2 separate regions of the Homo sapiens genome follow, and region 1 is linked to region 2. Evidence: chromatin loops called from intact Hi-C (ENCODE). Cell type or tissue: CD14-positive monocyte. All regions are shown on one strand.

What was found. A loop is a pair of places that touch in the nucleus more often than their neighbours do. Peaks named below come from ENCODE experiments on the same cell type or tissue, not always from the same donor. Only the 100,000 strongest peaks of a DNase experiment are listed, where the experiment ranks them.
Region 1: it touches region 2 in a loop (2.0-fold over the local background); 12 of 110 quality-filtered maps call a loop at or near these places.

The regions. Positions count from the first base shown.
Region 1 is chr10:79,186,280-79,188,779 of GRCh38, reverse strand. The region is part of intron 4 of ZMIZ1 (zinc finger MIZ-type containing 1); the gene reads right to left. Among named protein-coding and RNA genes, the nearest start is that of ZMIZ1, 120 kb to the right of the region's middle. RefSeq lists enhancers at 188-722, 723-1,258. In CD14-positive monocyte, no CTCF peak of the experiment used is centred here; a DNase peak (open chromatin) is centred at 1,379; H3K27ac peaks cover 1,067 bases.
Region 2 is chr10:78,959,346-78,961,845 of GRCh38, reverse strand. It overlaps ZMIZ1-AS1 (ZMIZ1 antisense RNA 1), which reads left to right. Exons shown (of 10, transcript NR_024431.2): 8 at 439-592. Among named protein-coding and RNA genes, the nearest start is that of ZMIZ1-AS1, 110 kb to the left of the region's middle. In CD14-positive monocyte, no CTCF peak of the experiment used is centred here; a DNase peak (open chromatin) is centred at 1,185.

The DNA of each region.
Region 1 (2,500 bases), 230 kb before region 2:
AAATCCCACAGAACTAGTTTTCCCCAGGACTTGCTTTGAGAAATGCCGACCTAAAGGGAGTGGCCCAAGGGTGGAGAGGCTGGAGGAGAGACACAGAAGAGGCAAGGAGGGCCAGCTGGCTGGGTAAAAGACTGGGGGAGGGGATACTAGGGGGGTGGGGGACAGGAGGAAGATTCCTAGCTCCAAGCTGGGCTCTGGCCACAAAGGCGTGACCAGAAACAAAGACGTCTGTGCGAAGAGAAGCCACAGAAAGATCGGAATCCTGGATTCTGAATCCAGTATCATGTCCAGCTTCATGAAAGCCATGGCCACCTTGGATATACCCAACCAGCCACGAGCCTGCCTGAAGGCGCCCTGGGCTCCCTCCCCCAGCAAGACTGGCTCGGGGGCGGGAAGAGCGGCCCAGAACACTTCCTGGAAGGGCAAAGGCCAGAGTAGGAAGGTCACATGAGCTGCCTGAGGCGGAGATGACCCTCCCCTGTCCCATCCAAGCAATGACTGCAGCCAGAGGCACAGAAGCCAGGGTGTGTGCAGGCCCAGGTGGCCCAGGCAGCAGGCAGGATTCTCTACCTGAGGCCCTAGAGGTGGGTGGCCCTCCTGCAGTCACACTGACATCTCCATTCATAATTCTGAATAGTAACAAGAACAATAGGCGTGTCCTTCATTATGTACTACGTCAGGCAGCATATTTGGTATTTTATGTGAATTATCTTTATAACAATATAGCCGAAGGTAGAATGAATGAGTGGCACCATCTACAGATGGGAAAACTAAGGCTGAAAATAACTAAGGAACTTGCCCAAGATCAGAAGATGGCAAAGCTGAGATCCAAACCCAGATCTATCAGACTTCAAAGCCCAGTAACTATACACAAAACCAAGCTATCTCCACACTATTCTGGGGCTGGGGAACAGGGAAGCTGAGTGGCAGACTGCGCGGGTTCCGGCTGCCCAGAGGGAGGCCCTTGGGTTCATTCATTCTCCAGGCGCTGCCCTGGGTCAGCTCTGCACCGCCTGTGCTCAGCCTGGGAGGGACACAGGACACAAGGTGTGTCCTCAGGAGGATCCTGGCCTGGGGGTCCCAAGCATGCCAGCATGCATACTGCACTGTGGACACATGGCTCACCTCTCTGTGCCCATTTCCTCAGCCCCAGAAGGAAGGGGCTGATCAAGATGTCACTCATTTCTCCCTGTACCCCAAACCTCTGAGGATGGCTGGGGTGCTGAGCTTTCCGGGAGCCCACTCGCTGCACCAGGCCCCTTTGCATACATCATCCCATCGAATTCTCACTCCAGCCCAGCAAAGTGGGCACCACAGCTCAGACTTCACAGAAGAGGAACCTGAGGCCCAGAGAGGTTACACAACTCGCCCAAGGTCACACAGCTGGGCAGTGAGGTTGCTGGGACCGGAACTTGGCTTTAGCTCATTTCAAAGGTTCCAGCCTAATCACGCAGCTATACTGGCAGTGTCCGCCGGGCTAGAGCCAGGCATGGGAGAGGGAATTTCTGCTTGGCCCAGGCCATATTGTGGTGTGACTACAGCGCTCAGACCCTGGACTCCATGGCCTTGATGAAGTGGGGACGGGGTGAGATGATTCCTAAGGCATCTTCTAGCTTTAACACTCTTGCAGGAGGCTGGGGAAGAAAGGATTAAACAAAAAGAGTAAGATGACATCACTGATTTCCAGAAGCCTAAAATCCAGGTGAAGGCAGACAAACAGTACCAACCTACCTGCTGGGAGTGCCTACCAGAGGGCTAGACTGCAGAGGCCAGGCTGGGGATCACCCCACAGGCTTCCTGGAGGAGGAGAGGTGGAGCCAGGTGCCAAGGGCCAAGGGGGCATGGCCTCCAGCAGGGGCAGTGTGGCTGGGCAGATGGTTAAGAGAGTGGGCAGGGAAAGCCCGTCTTATTTTGGAAATAAAACCACATGCTCAGTGCCCCTTTGACCAGTCAGCCTGGCGGGTGGCACGGGGTCCTTCTTAAGGGAGAAGGTATTGAAATGAAGCAGGACTCTCACCATTCATCTGCTTTTTAATTAACTCACTCTGCTGCCTTAAGTGATTCCCTGCTCACGCTCATTCTTTTGAAAATTCCAAAGTGCTACTTCTGACCTGTGATTTACTATTGCTGTACGTCTCTATAAGCAGTGTTTTAGCTTAAGTGGCAGTTGCATATTAATTACAAAGTTAATTATGTGCTGTGTAATCATGCTGTAATTCATTAGTTTATACTCTGAGAGCCTCATGCTAATAGCAAGATCTGACAGGATTTCGGGAATCAACAAGAAAGACCCGCTGGAAATCCCAAATGGGGCTAAAAAACACTGGAGGCCCCACCAAGCCCCTTCCTGCCCAGGGCTTCTAGCAGGCACACAGCCTGGGACACGCCAGTCTGTGGGGGCCGGTGAAAAACCCCGGTGGGTCATGTTTTTCTCCTGTGGAAGTGCAAGGACAGGAAGAGAATTTGTTTAAAATTACTTACGGAACAGAGAGTCACTTCG
Region 2 (2,500 bases):
CCTTCCAGGCCCCACTGTGCCTTGGTGTCCCTGCCCTCCTTTCTCCTCCCCAACTTCACCCACCAGTTCCCATCTCCCTTCCTTTGCAGGGTGTTTCTGCTGCTGGAATTCTTTGCCCCTGGGTCTCCGTGTGGTTAGCTCCCTTTCACCACGCTCAGTCAAGGTCTAATATTGTCCCCCCACCACCTCCTGCATTCACTCTCCGTCCCATTACCCTGTTTTACTTTCTTCAGAGCACTACGTTGTTTTGTTGTCCTCTCCACTACCCTAAATAGAATGTAAGCTCCAAGATGCGAGGGCATTTCCTGTCCCATACATTCTGCATCCCAGAGCCTGGGCTGGAGCTGAGAAGGTGCTCAAGGAATGTTTGTCGCATGAGCCAATTTCATAGTGCTCCAGGCTCCCAGGTGGAAAGGTCCTTGGTCTTTTCTTTACCAGGTCTTGGAAACGCCCCTGTACCCCAGAAACTTCCTGATCAGTCCCTGGTCAGTGTATATCATGCTTCCTGTGACATGACATCAACTTTTCAGTGACTTCCACTGGTTTTGGCCCAGCTCGAAGAGCCTGACACCTCTGCAGGGAATTCTACCAGGTATTCAAAGAGTGAGTCTTAATGCAAAAAGAATGAGAGACGCAGGGTCACGAGTCGCAGGTTCAAGTTCTGACTATTCCTCTTCTCCATGGTCAGCTGTAAGTCGTCGAGGTCTCTGGCCCTCAGCTTCCCCTCTGGAAATGCTGGGAACCATACCCCTCAGGGCTTCAATAGGGTGGGAGGAAATGCTGGCCAGTGTGGGCAGCCGGGGGTCTGGTACAGGCCTGTGCTTAACAAGTGCTGTTTGAGTTTGGGGAAAAAGTCTCCACGATTCTTCATTATCCCATAACATTGAGGCCCTCGTGCCCTGCCCAGGTATAGCTGCTCCCTCTGCCTGGGGGCATCTTCCAAATTGGAAAAACAGAGAGGAAAAGAGCAGTCCTGCTCAGGTGGGGCTGGGATGTGGAAGGGAGGTGGGGTGCGGGTGGTGTGCTGTGCTCACCCGCAGTGATTTGTAGCGTTTTGTCTTTTGGAAAACACTGCGGTGCAAGGTTGCCCAAGGTCAGTGCCTCTGTTCTGCGATCTCTTTATGAAAAGGGAGAAGAGAAAGTAGTCACTGCTTCCAGTTTTTTTAAGGAGTTGGCCAAGAGCCAGCACCAGGCATCAGAGGAAGGCAGCTGACTGCACTCGGCCACATCCCAAAAGTGCCTGGAAGGGGAGGGAGGAAGCAGGCGCTTCAGAAGGCACTACTGTGTGTCAGGACTCATGCTAGGAACGCTGTAACAGGGAGCAGTGATGGAGTCCTTGAGGTATGCCAGACATTGTTCTAACCACTTTATGTAGACTGACTCATTTCATCAATTTCATTCTCTCTGCCTCTATGAATAAGTGTTATTGTTCCCATTTTATAGATGGGTTAGCTGAGGCACAGGAAAGCAAAATAACATATCCAGGGGCCCACAGCCAGCACGGATGTTATTTAATCCCAGTCCCACAACTACCTGGAGATGAGGATCATTATTACCACCATTTTATCCATGACAGCTCCAAGGCTTGGAGGGGTTAAAGCAACTCGTCCAAGGTCACGCAGCAAAAGGGCACCACAGAGCTGGGATTTGAATTCCAGTCTGAGTGACTGCAAAGCAGTGCATCATCCTGTGCTATGTAACTTGGCTGGTCTCCTTGCCTTTTCTCATTCCCCTGAAATGGATGGGATGGGGGCTGGACACATGGCTGCTGGCAGTCTTCAAAGATTGCAAGGGATGGTGGGAGCTAAGCCAGCCCCCAGAGCTGCTGTGGGCCCCCCTGATTTCCCCACTAATGGTGCCTTGGGCTTTATGTGGACGTTGGTGTTTCCAACACAGACCTAGAGGAAGAATCTTAAATCCCTGGTAAACCTCCCTATTGAGCCACCTTCTTTGTTATCGGAGGGATGTCAGGAAAGATTCAGATAAAGAGGTAATGTCTGGGCCTCACCACCCCAGAACAGACCCTCACACACCACAGGATGAAGTCGGAGGGGAAGAGGTTGCTGGGTTGGAGCCAGAGCCTACGGAGGACCAGGCGCGAATTGGCCCAGCATGCTGGCCTATATCCAGCCTGCAGCCCCTATTCCCTGTCTTCCTCACGCACCCTCCTTCTCTGCTCTCCCCACCACCATCAGAGCCTTCTCCCAGGAAAGGCTGGGAAGTTAGGGTCCTGGTCTCTTTGTGATGATCTCCAAGGGCCTACTGTGGCTGTGTCAGTGTAGGAAGAGCCCAACTTTGAGGGTCCAGGGATTGGGCTCTCTTCCCCAACAGTTGCAGCTCCATCTCTGATTGTCTTAGGAGACATGGCAACATCCTAGGTTTCACTTTCCTCATCTGTACAGTGGGTGTAATAATGTGGCCCCTGAGCTGACAGATGAGGACCAGATGGGGCGAGGGATAAGAACGCACTCTGAACGAGGTCAAATCTTGGCTGGCTGCC